Linked DNA regions of Homo sapiens: region 2 is linked to region 1. Evidence: chromatin contacts called from ENCODE Hi-C or POLR2A ChIA-PET data. All regions are on one chromosome and are shown on one strand. Each heading gives the region's core, a stretch centred on a gene start or an enhancer-like site at or near the end of the contact. The rest is flanking DNA. Distances are from core to core; before and after follow the strand shown. Region 1 holds the start of CDH11 (cadherin 11). Region 2 holds the start of LINC00922 (long intergenic non-protein coding RNA 922).

Region 1 (6,069 bases), core at 1,249-3,748:
CAACTGTTGTGATTCGATAAATGCTGAACAGAGAGGAGAGGTCAAAGTCCAGCTAATGTCAGCTGACATGTGGCCAGGTTCATCTTTGGACACGCTTCCAAAAGGGAGTTTATGAAACTTGCTTCATGGATCAAGAGATGTCCTAATCATTACAGATCCCGGGCATCTTTGTATAATATATGTATGATCAGATTGATCGTGACTTCACACTCCCTCTAGGACCACGTGGAAGGGTTGAGAAAATCCAGGCAATAGTTTGTAGCCAAACAAGAGCAAAACTCGAGTACCTCTGAGGGAAAGCCGGACCCCTTGTCCATCCTCTCCTGTGTAAGTAACTTCATTTATAAGCTGAAATGACGCCACCAGATCATCCTATTACCATCACCATGCCTCATTAGAGTGGGGACTTTCGGCGGTGGCTTGGGAAGTACCCAAAGTTTTAGGGGTTACAGCAGAGGCCAAAAAGGCAGACAGAGGAAGCAGGGTAGAGCTCTGAAAAGGTTCAGGGCCAGGGACCCACAGGGGGAGGCAGGAGTGGCAGGCACCACGATCTGCTCTCTGGCGCTCTACAGGAAAGCACCGGGAGTCAATGTCCTCGCGCGTCCCTTGCGCAGAGTGTGGTGCGAGGTTGGGGGGTTACTGGAGACCCAGGGGGCTATCACCTTGGACACCTATGGTGGGGGGAAGGCTGAGGAGTAAGATAACCGGGCAGCTGGAAACTTACAGCTCTTCCCCCGCAGTGGAGGAATGAGGAGTTCAAAGGCCACGTCCACACAGAGGGTGACAGAGGCATCCTCTCCGCGCAGGACGCGGACTGGGGGCAGGCACGCAGCGCCACCCGGATCCTGGAGTCGTCAAGAAAAACGCGGGCGCGCAGGCCGAAGAGGGTAGGTCCCGGGGCAGCCTCGCCGGCACCCGCCCCCGCGGGCGTCTCCCCAAGCCGTGTGGAAACCCGGGCGGCTGCGGGCGCTCGGGACCCGCGGGCTGGTGACCAGGAGCTGGAGGGCAGGGCTCGGCCGCTCTTGCCTTAGCCCCGCACTGGGGTTCCTTCCCCATGCGCTCAGGATCCCAAGCTTTCTCTTCCGTTTTCGGCCTCTTTTTCCGTTAACTCCTGGGCCCGTCTCCTCCCCTCTAGCCCTTTCAAACTGCTTGGCTGTGGCGCCCAGCTTTCCCTCCGCAGCCTCCTTCCCCGTCTTTTTCGCGGGTCCATCTCTTCTCCTTTCCCAGCCTCATCCCCGTCCCCCTAGGCGGTTCCTTTTTAGCCTTCACCCACTGGCGTCTCCACCTTCCTCCGCCTCCTCTCTTGCCTCCACCTCCCACCCTGCAAACTTGTTCAAGCCAGGGGTCCCCACACAGGCATGGTTGTTCCCTGCTGGGTGTGCGGATCCCCACGCCGTTCCCGGTACCGCGAGCGCCCCGCCCAGTCCTTGGCGTGATTCCTAAGCCCCGGCCCTGCCAGCCCTTTCTCCCGGCGACTCGGGGAGGGAGGGCAGGAAGCAGGCCCGGGGAACCCTCACGGTAGCGAGTCGTCAGTGAGGGGAACAGCGGAGGAAGGAGCTAGGACTCCGGCGCTGCGCCCCATTAGGCCCTTTCTCCCGTAGAAACGCACACTCCACCGGGCCCTGGCGGGTCTGTAGCGAGGGAGTGGCAACAAGTGACACTACCGGCGGGGGCCACTGATACCTGGCTGGGGTAGGGGCCAAGGCACCCTCCCAAAAGCTGGAGCGAGGCCGACCCCGGCGAAGCGCTCCCCGCGCACCCCTCTCCGAGGCGTTGCGTGGGGGGCACTAGACGAGAGGAGAGCTGAGAGAGAACGGAGACTGGGCTCTTCCCAAGTCCTAAGTCTCCCTCCCCGCCCGACTTCACCACCAGAGCCACCAGAAGAGTTTGCAAGGGATGGGAGATTGAGAGGGGTGGGGGCTGGGCAGGAGCCGCCAACGTTGAGGGATTTTTGGAAGGTGGGGTGGTGGAGTGAGAAAGAATAGAACGCGCTCCCGAATTCCCAATTGCTTCCCTCACTTGGACGATACCTTCCCCCAACCACCATCCCGGCCCGCCAGGCGAGAGCCCAGCCTGGCCAGCTGGAGCGGATTTGGGGGAAGGAGGAAAATGGGGGCTCCCAACCCCTCTCCAGCTTCCCTCCGCCGCCCTCCCTGATTGGCTGTGCGTCCCTGGAGCCCAACTTCAGTCGCTCCAGACTCCATCTGAGCCCTGAGGGAGTCGGAGCGCCGCGCCACGGGGCGGGAGGGGCGGCCACGAATCCAGGGGTTAGCATCTCTGGGCCCCTGGGGGGAGGGGCGCGGACGGGGTCGGCCCCCGCAGCCTCTGCGAGGCCCATCTCGCTGCCTCTCGCAGCCTCGGCTTCTCTCAGCCCCCGCCCTTTCCTTCCCTCACAGCGGCAGCCTCCCTCCTCCCGCCCCCCCCGCCCCGCACCCGCCTGCCCGCCCGCCACCTCCCCCCGGTTTCTCATTCCTGCCACTAGCGCGCTCGGCGGCTCATTCCGCGGCCGCCGCCAGCTGAGGGGAGCGTCGCGGGCCGAGGAGCAGATGCCGCGGGGGCCGCTCGCAGCCGCCGCTGACTTGTGAATGGGACCGGGACTGGGGCCGGGACTGACACCGCAGCGCTTGCCCTGCGCCAGGGACTGGCGGCTCGGAGGTTGCGTCCACCCTCAAGGGCCCCAGGTGAGGTGCGCCGCCAGTCCCTTCCTCTCGCCTGGTTGGGGCTTCTTGGAATGGGGGGCAGGATTTTCTCAGGAAGAGAATGTCTTGGCGGGGCGGGGTGGTGAGGGGGACGGTGGTATCTGAGTCGAGAAGGCTTCACTAACGCAAAGCAAAAGGGAGGGAGAGATTTGTTTAAAAATCAGAAAGGGAGAAGGGAGCCAGCTGTGGGCGCGGGCAAAGCAGGGGACGGAGGCTTCAGATGTGCGCTCCACGACTCTCCCTGGCTCCGGCCTCCTGTGGGGTCTGCGCCGAGGCCACAGCAGAGGGGGTTTGTACCTGGCTGGGGCAAGAGACTGCAGAGCAGACCTCCGGACACGCCGACTGTCCCCGGTCATATCTCTGGGGAAAGTCGCCCACGGCGCGGTGCCCGCCAGCCCTGCGCCGCTTCCCCAAAGCGGCGACATGACCGCGCTCTGCGGGGTTCTTACTCCATCCTCCCGGATCCCTGCCGAAAGCTCCCCGGGGCTTAGTCCCTGCAGTCGAGACTGCCGGGTAAGCCCGGGAAAACGGAAAGACCCCAGCTCCGGAAGGAGATTGCCCGCACTTTAATAGCGTGGGTTTGGGGCCGCCGACTGTGGTTCTGGGGCAGCAGGCTGCGGTGCGCTACAGCCCTCCAGCCCGAGTCTCTGCGGGAGCTCTGGCGCCCGTTTGTAAGCTCCCACCAGCGCAGGAGTAGGTCCATGAGCGGCCCAGACTCGGGCTCGCCTCTGGCTTGGGATTGGCGAAAGCTGCCAGGGTCAACGTTAACTTTGAGAACCACACCTTCCCGAAACCTGCGCCGCTTCTCGGAGCGCGCCAAGCCTCTCTAGCTCCCGGCACGCACGGCCTCCCTCCCTGCGCTCTGCCCCGGAACGCGAGCCGGGAGGTGGGAAGCACTGAGAAGCTGGCCAGATGGGGAGGACGGCGAGGAGAGCTCCCTTCTCCCCCCTCCCCAACCCAGAGGAACTGTAGGAGGGCCCGCCTCACGCTGTGAAGCGGAGTCCCCAGAGAAAGTGGGGTCGGGGGAGGCTTGCGGGTCCGGCTTCCTTGTCCGTTTTTTTGCCGAGGCCCTGCTTTCGCCCGGGGCTCGCCGCGCCTGCCTCTCCCGGGTGAAAGGTTTTCTAGGTGCTAGAAGAAGCCCTGTTGCTTTTGCTGATAATGCAGTAGGAATTTCATGGGCCATCACACTGCTATTAAGAAATCGCATCTTTTAATTATTTAATACCATCCCTGCCTGACGACGGGTTATCCCTAAGGGATGGGAGTGGGGGGTTGTTCTTGAAACCCGGCTGTATGAGGGTATAGATTTCACTAAAGTCTTCCCCCTTCGTCTCCCCCTAAAGAAATCGTGCTACGATCGCTCTGAAATCTTTTCTTATTTTCTTCTTCTAATCATGGCTATCGGTTTAATATGAGGCAGTAAGTTTTCGTTTTAATCACAGGGAGGCTACCATAATTAATCTGGCTAGAGGACGGATCAATTTCCTCATCACTTGGGCTTGCAGCAGACGTCGATGGTTTTGCGGGGTGTCTGGATTTCCTGGGGATGGGGATGCAGATGTGTTCTCAGGAGCGAGGATCCTGTAGCATCGCATGAGCACATTTGCCAGGCTGGGCTCTGAGCGCTAGAGCCTAATATGTTGGCAGAGAAGAGAAGGGACTGACCTTCTTTTCGTTAATCCTGGAATTGTTTTTCCTACAAATACGTAGGTGCAGACACCAGAACAGAAATATTAACTGCCCAACCCTAGCTGCAGGGAGCCTGGTCTTCTTCCAATAGGACAAAGGAAAAAAAGTTACAAAACAAAGGGACAGAGTTGTGGCCAATACGAGAAGCACTCTGAGGCTCCAGCTACTGAAGTTCCTTAAATGTAATCTCTGATTCCAAGTTTTAGAGTTGGCCAGTGGGCTCTGGAATTCGAACCTCTGTGAAAAACTGAAATCCAGCCTAGTACAAAAGGAATGTGAGTGCTTTTCAGTAGAGACCAGGGAAAGGCATCTGAAAGGCCAGGAAACTTTGCTTGAGTAAGGATTATCTTTACATCTTACTTTTGAAACATTGTAAATTAAGACATTAAAATGTCTTGCAGGCATGCACTATTATTAATAAAAATTATTACTATCATTTTAGTTGTTACTTCAGAGTCTGCATAAACTGGGCATTTTATGACATTGTTTGAAAGAATAAACCACCCTCCTCACCCCTGGGAAAGGGGGAATGAAGGCAGGCCTTGGAAGGATTGAGACTGGATAATCTGGCGAGCCCCAGACATGTAGATTTATTCAAATGGCTGCTTATTGCTGCCTAGGAAAATAAGCTTTTAAAATAGTTCTAACTGAAGCAGTGGACCATCTTGATAGCACTTCAGAACTTTCATTACGTTCAGCATTCTTATCAGAACACCAGACAGTAAAATTACTAGAAACCTAAATTCTATTTTCAATTAAGATGCAATCTTTTGTTAATTTGAAAATTTAAAAAAAATAGTTATGGCGCAATTTTTTTTATGTCTTAGAACTCATGTTCCCTCTGTAGAGTGGTGGCTGTGGATGTGCATGTTTGATTGTTTATTTGTGGGAGGAGGGGGCAGGGGACAGACTTGGAGAGCCACGCCATGATTTGGGGGAATACGGATCAATTTCATGCTCTTTTAATGCACTTGTCTTCATAATTCATGGTTTTTCTTCTCCTTTGAATAGAATTACATGGCTGCTTTGTAAAGATTCTGGTTTGGGGACCCTCATATGGGAAACGCCATGACATTGACCTCGTGGTCTGATTTACAATGCCAGTACTGCGCTCCCAGGAGCATAGCATGTCCTGGAACCTTGCCTGTGAATGCCTGTGACTTATGAAGTGGTAACTTATGAAGTTGGTAAACTTTGATCTCTTATATTCAAATCTGTTTTCAGAACCATCTAAACAAGATCTTCAAATCTGATTTTAGTCTTCCTTCATTCTCAATACATGTATGTAGGTAGATGTTGGAGAAACATAACAATTTCATTGGAATTTACTTTCAATATTGATGTTTTCACTTTGATGACAGGCATACTTACTCATTCAATAATAATAAAACAGTGGAATATATAGAGTTTGAAAGTAGGTATCAAACTTTTTTTCTTGAATTGTCAAATTTGAAGAATGACTATGAACTTTCAAGTTTTTTTTTCCTAGAAAATTTGAGCACTGTATAAATTCACTAGCCAATGATTTAAGGGATTGAAATGTGTTTGGGATGATTTTCTCCCTTATGGAATTGGCTGCTGTTTCATAAAAAGTTACCTAATTTGTCAAGAATCCCTATTCTGCACTTACCAAGAATTGTGAGTTTTCAGCCTTTTTAATTTAAAGTTATTGCCTCTGAAA
Region 2 (6,069 bases), core at 1,494-3,993, 450 kb before region 1:
CTGACCCTAAAGTGGGTTTCCAAATGCTGTGCTGATCTGGAGCCCTCGTGCCCAATGCTAGGGACCAGCATGTGCCACAGATCTCTCTGCTGCCTGCTCCCAGCTTGTGGCTTCTGTTGTCCTTGCCGGCTGGCCACAGGCTTGGCCACAGTTGGCTGGCTGTGACCAGACAGAAGAACAGAATGATAGATGTCACCGGAAGAGCAGGTTTTCCATCTTTAGAAAATGAGGCAGGGGGGCACAGTGACCAGGCCTGGGCAATATAAAGCAGATCGAAGATCAAGCCCAGACTCAGGAATAGACAGTTGTGTATTTGAATCCCAGCTTTGCCCCTTGCTAGCTGTGTGGCTTTGGGAAACATCACCTGCCTTTTTTGAGCCTGTTGTTACTTCCTCTGTGCACTGGGGAAAATATATCTTACATGGTTATTGTGAGAATCCAAACACACAAAGAACTGAGTAATAAAGTACTTAGCTCTGGGCTTGGCACATAGCCGCCATGACATAAGTGGTGATCTTTGATTTAGTAAGTTTAATTTTCAGTCATAAACCTGAGTTTGAGACCAGCTTTGGTCATTTAAGAGATATGCTGCTTTGGGCTACCCATCCAGTCTTTCAAATATCATTTTCCTTACTTATAAGACAAAGTAACACCCAACTCACGGAAGTGTTACACTTCCAAGAAGCCTTCTCTGATCCCCTGTCATGTGGAGTGTGGCATTTCAGGCTTCATGTGCTCTTGATAAAACACAGATCCTACTTCTATAGCTGTGGCAGGGCCTGGGCTACTGCATTTTGAATAAGCATCCGGGTGATGCTGATGCTTCAGGTCCGTGGACCATGCTTTGAGTAGCAAGGATGTAGAATTTGTTATTCCTTTTTTTTGTGTATCTCCATTATCATAATGGTAGTCATAAGCATGTTTGGAGATGTGTTTGCGTGTGTGTGTGTGTGTGTCGGGGGGTGTTTTCTCATGTCTCCCTTGTGACTGGGCACACCTATAGGACAGGGACAATGTCTCCTCTCTCTCTCTCCATTCTTCACAAATGAGTCTTCCATTGACCAGAGCTCAAGACAACTTTCACAGGCAGGAGGGTAGCAGCTGCTTCCTCTGTCCACCTTCTGATGCTTTGAATCAAGTCGGCCACTGTGATCTAGGATGGGGAAGCCTAGCTACGTTTACTGAGTAACTCTGTTGTTCCATCTTAGGGACCCTCCACTGCCATTTATTCTCAGAATCCAGTGTCCCTAGGGCCACTTTGCTCATGAACAGAGCTTTCTCTTCACCTCCACCCCCTGCTATGTTGGCTTCTAGAATTCGGTCCTGGGCTTTGAGCCCAGGGTCCAGTGTCCCTTCAGTCTGATGCCTGCTAGTTTCTACTTATGGACCTATAGGCTGACGCCCTGGATGGAGAGTCATTGACCACTCACCTGAAGCCTCAGGCTTGGCACTCTTTGTCCCCATTCCTGGATCTGTGACCTCAGTGCTGGAAATCTGAGTTAGCTCTCAGTGCCCTGGGGAAGCTGGGCCTGACCCCTGAACTGAACCAACAGAGGGTGTTCACTGCTTTCCCGCTCACCAAACCCCACTCCCTCTGCTCAGCTCATATCACATTTGGTCTGGTTGGAGCCCCCTCCAAAATGACCTCATGCTTCTCAGTGTGCAGAGTCATGAACCAGGGAATCACCAAATTGTTGACGAAATGGTTGAAATATGGGAAGAAGTAATGCTTTTCAGGTAAGAGAGAAAGAATAAAGAACACAATCTCCTCTTCAGGCTTATCAAGGTGCTCTGAGTATCTAGGGGTAGACATGAGTGTATGAATCAAAAGTCAGAGGAAGCTTTTTTTTTGAGACAGAGTCTTGCTCTGTCACCCAGACCTTAGTGCAGTGGTGCTATCTCGGCTCACTGCAAACTCAGCCTCCCAGGTTCAAGCAATTCTCCTGCCTCAGCCTCCTGAGTAGCTGGGATTACAGGCACCTGACACCACGCCCAGCTAATTTTTGTATTTTTGGTAGAGACGGGGTTTCACCATATTGGCCAGGCTGGTCTGGAACTCCTGACCTCAGGTGATCCGCCCGCCTGGGCCCCGCAAAGTGCTGGGATTACAGGCGTGAGCCACGGCGCCCAGCCAGAGGAAGCTTTTAAATCCTGTGCATTGTCTAAGGCTCCTTCTAGCACCAACAGCGCCCCCTCATGCACAAACACATGCACATGCACACATTCACACTCACCTCCCTCCAGACCCCTGCCACAACGTTGGGCTCAGCCTGTTGTATAGACGCCACTCATGTCAGTTTCATTTAGTTCTGTCTCACTCTGGGTTTCTCTTTCTCTTTTCATCCCTCATTGCCCATCTCTCTCTCTTCCCTTCCATTATCCTCTCCCTCTGTACCTCTCTCCCTCTGTTTCTCTGTTCCCTACCATTCTGGGCCTCTGTCTTGTTCCTTTATCCCTTCCTCACTCTCTCACTCCTGGTGCTGTATTTGTTTCTCCCCTACACTTGTCTCTCAGCTCCATCTGCTTTCTCTGGTTCTTTCTCCCTTGGACCTTGGTATGGTTTGGCTCTGTGTCTCCACCCAAAACTCATCTCAAGTTGTAATCCTCACGTGTCGAGGGAGGCACCTGGTGGGAGGTGATTTTAATATGGAAGTGGTTTCCGCCACGCTGTTCTCGTGATAGTGAATGAGTTCTCACGAGAACTGATGGTTTAAAAATGTGGCACTTCCCCTTCGATCCCTTGCTCGCTGCTGCTGCCACGTAAGAAGTGTGTTGCTTCCCCTTCGTCTTCCACCATGAATGTAAGTTTCCTGAGGCTTTCCCAGCCATGCGGAACAGTGAGTCAGTTAAACCTCCTTTCTTTATAAATTACCCAGTCTCAGGTGGTATCTTTATAGCAGTGTGAAAACAGATTAATACAGGCTGTTTCTCATCTGATTCCATCTCCTAGCGTCTGTGAAGTTCTCTATCTTTCTGTCTCTGTCAGGTCATGAGCATAATTTCCATCTTCACACATACCCCAAAAAAACCAGAGAAGGAGAGCAGGGAATGGGCTGGCTCTTCTCTTCTTCCAAAGCCTGAAAATCTGGCTTGAAGCGCTGGAGCTGGCCAAGCTTTGTGCTGACCAGTAGGCTGCCTTGCTTCTTGGCAGGAGAGTTGCTGGGAGGCCCCACCCAGCGCATGAGGATTAGACAACATCCATGAGGGATGCTGACTGCTAAGACGGACATACACTATTCTCAGATATGAGTTTTCAAACCTCTTGCAAACACATCCTTCCACCCCTCCTAGTGTCCCTCTCTGAGAAAGAAAAATTATTTTTCTCTGTGGCTTCACCTTCATTCTCTGCACTGCAGGGCTCTCTGGAGGGTTGGGTTCACTTCTGTTTTCTTCCCTCTTTCCAGATAACTTACAATAGACATGAATTGTCTTTGTAACAAGAATAAAAAATCATGAAATAAATTAAATGAACGTGTTGGGCTAGGCCATCTTTAGGACCCACCTTTTTGGCGCCCATGTGCTATGATAGCTCCTGACTTTGCCAACACAGAGACAAAAAAGAAACAGCATGCATGGGAAAATTTAGGTTTCTACAGGAAGGAAAGCAATTTTTTTTTTTTTAGATGGAGTCTCACTCTGTCGCCCAGGCTGGAGTGCAGTGGCGCGGTCTCGGCTCACTGCAGGCTCCGCCCCCGGGTTCACGCCATTCTCCTGCCTCAGCCTCCCGACTAACTGGGACTACAGGCGCCCGCCACCTTGCCCAGCTAATTTTTTGTATTTTTAGTAGAGACGGGGTTTCACCTTGTTAGCCAGGATGGTCTGGATCTCCTGACCTCGTGATCCGCCTGCCTCGGCCTCCCAAAGTGCTGGGATTATAGGCGTGAGCCACCGTGCCTGGCCAGGATAGCAATTCTATACAGAAAAGGCCTCTGCTGCTTTGAGGGTCTTTGGGCTTAGAAAGAAGAATCTAAGGTTTATGATCAATATTTTTGAAATATTTTAAAATGAGCACAGCCAATTAGCAGGTGATTGTCACCTGCCCAAGCAATCATTTGGCTGCTCTAAGCTTCTGTCCCAAGGAGCCAAAAAACTGGGACATCAGGGATGACAGAGCATTTACGTGGTCTAGCTGTGCCCAGAAAAATCACCTAAGTCCTGTGGATTTTGCAGGTGACATCAAGAATACCAAAGATCCTCTGTATACAAGAATCTTTACTTTTATTTCCTGAGTCATTTTAGGAAGACTGGGGCTATGTCTATGATATTTGCTGACATGACACTCTCTCTTATATCCTGTTCATAGCATCACAAAAACAAATGCTCAGTCTAATTCTATGTGTGTGCCTTGGCTGTATATTACATTATCCCGCAATTAGCACAATGATGGGTGATCAGGGCGAGCAGAATGATATTGCTGTGAGTGACCTATTATTATCCGCCGATTACACTTTACATGGAAATTAAATGAATTCTGTCAGAGCTCTGCAGCCAGGGAGAGAAGAAAATGCCTCATTGTTCGGCTCCCTGAGCTGGAGAGACTGCACGTGGCGATAAAGAGACCTGTGTTTGTGCAAAAACAAGGCGTGGGCTTCCAGTTTAAAAGATGCATTTGTTACACCAAAGCTCGAAATAGGAAATGCGTGTGGGCAGAAACAACGGAGATGAAAGGGGAGAAAACTAATTATTACTACCACCATTTGCGTATTGGGGTATTTATATAATGTGTTAAATTTCTTCTGTTGGGAAAATGTTTGTCATATCGGTGAGAATGAAACTTTACCCTTAGAGGGGGTATTCTTAGGCTTGAACACTTTTAGCTCAGTGAAATTTTTTTTTCCTTGAAATTATCTCCTGCATTCTTTTCTCTGCTCATCTTTCAATGGGCATCATCTTTAAAACATCATCTTTTCCACCTCTCTGTCTCTTTCATGATCTTGCATGTGCCTTTATTGTCTCAATAAGTGTCCCTTTAGATTTCTTTCTCAGGCATATTGCAGGTATCAATACTAAATAAAAAAGAGAGGCAAAATTCTACTGCCTTAGAGGCAGAGTGATTTGGGGAAAGGACATTACAACTGATAAATTTATAAAGAATCAGGAACTTAGAGTTCTTATCTTGGACATAGCTTCAACTAAATGCTCTGAAATGTGAAGACAATGGGAGTGACCTTGCCCTATTGGGAAGGGATTTGAGTTCTGGCCAATGATCCCAGTGATGTTTTCTCAATTGTAAAAAGAGATGGAGAGGTTTGAATTGCATCTCCCAGTGGTCTCTTGCAGTTCTGATATTCAGACATCAAATGATCAATATCTTGACTCACTCATCTAGTAAATATTTCTGAAAGAACTCACCATTAACAAGGCATTGTGCTGGGTAGAGGAGAAGATTAAATTTGGGGCTGATATATACAACTAGTTAGCTAAATCCTAAACAAAGCCTTTCTACCAAGCACCTAAGAAAACCCTTCCCATTTTTGAAGGGCCTTATTCTCAAGAGTATGAAGAGTGGCAACATCTCTTTATGCCCGTGGATCTTATGTCTAAATAGGCCTGTGATTGGGAACCCAAATTCTAGGCATTAGTGAGAGGGTTTAGTAACTAAGTACCAAGGCTGCAGCTTAGCCATATGAGATGTTGGAGAGTGGGCATAGGAGTCCTATATATATGTTTGAATAAAGACTAGTAAAAACCAGATTCCCAAGCTCATCTTTTTAGTCAAGTGGTGCCTCCGACACAGAGTTATTTGTTAATAGTGGTGGTGTTTTTTTTTTCCTGTTGGGATTTTCTAATATATCATGCAATGTGAAGAATATAACGAATGGATTTTGGAAAAAGAAGTATATGAAAACCATCCCCCATCCACTGTGAAAATGAAAGGCCATTTGGAGGTTTCAGCTTGTTAGAAAATTTGTGAAACACTGTACTGATGCTCAAGGAAGAAGAAAGTGGTGTTTTTCCAATTTCTGTGTGTCAGAATCACAGATTACTTCAGAAAATTGTGAAACTATTAAGATTCGGAGAACAACTGATTCAGTTGATCCTAGCTGGGGCCAGAAAATCTATGTGTTT

What was found. A loop is a pair of places that touch in the nucleus more often than their neighbours do. ChIA-PET counts read pairs that join two places held with the same protein, here RNA polymerase II (POLR2A). Pooled maps may share reads with other maps.
Region 2: a map of PC-3 shows a loop between it and region 1 (6-fold over the local background). The contact joins the promoter of LINC00922 here to the promoter of CDH11 in region 1. A Hi-C loop is called at or near these places in 3 of 168 maps with a recorded cell type or tissue (IMR-90, PC-3 and chondrocyte) and 2 of 50 pooled maps. POLR2A ChIA-PET finds 5 or more read pairs at or near these places in 2 of 52 experiments (A673 and activated naive CD4-positive, alpha-beta T cell).

Annotation. Positions count from the first base shown.
Region 1 is chr16:65,118,492-65,124,560 of GRCh38, reverse strand. CDH11 (cadherin 11) reads left to right here and starts at 2,498. Exons shown (of 13, transcript NM_001797.4): 1 at 2,498-2,681.
Region 2 is chr16:65,572,971-65,579,039 of GRCh38, reverse strand. LINC00922 (long intergenic non-protein coding RNA 922) reads left to right here and starts at 2,743. Exons shown (of 10, transcript NR_174971.1): 1 at 2,743-2,801.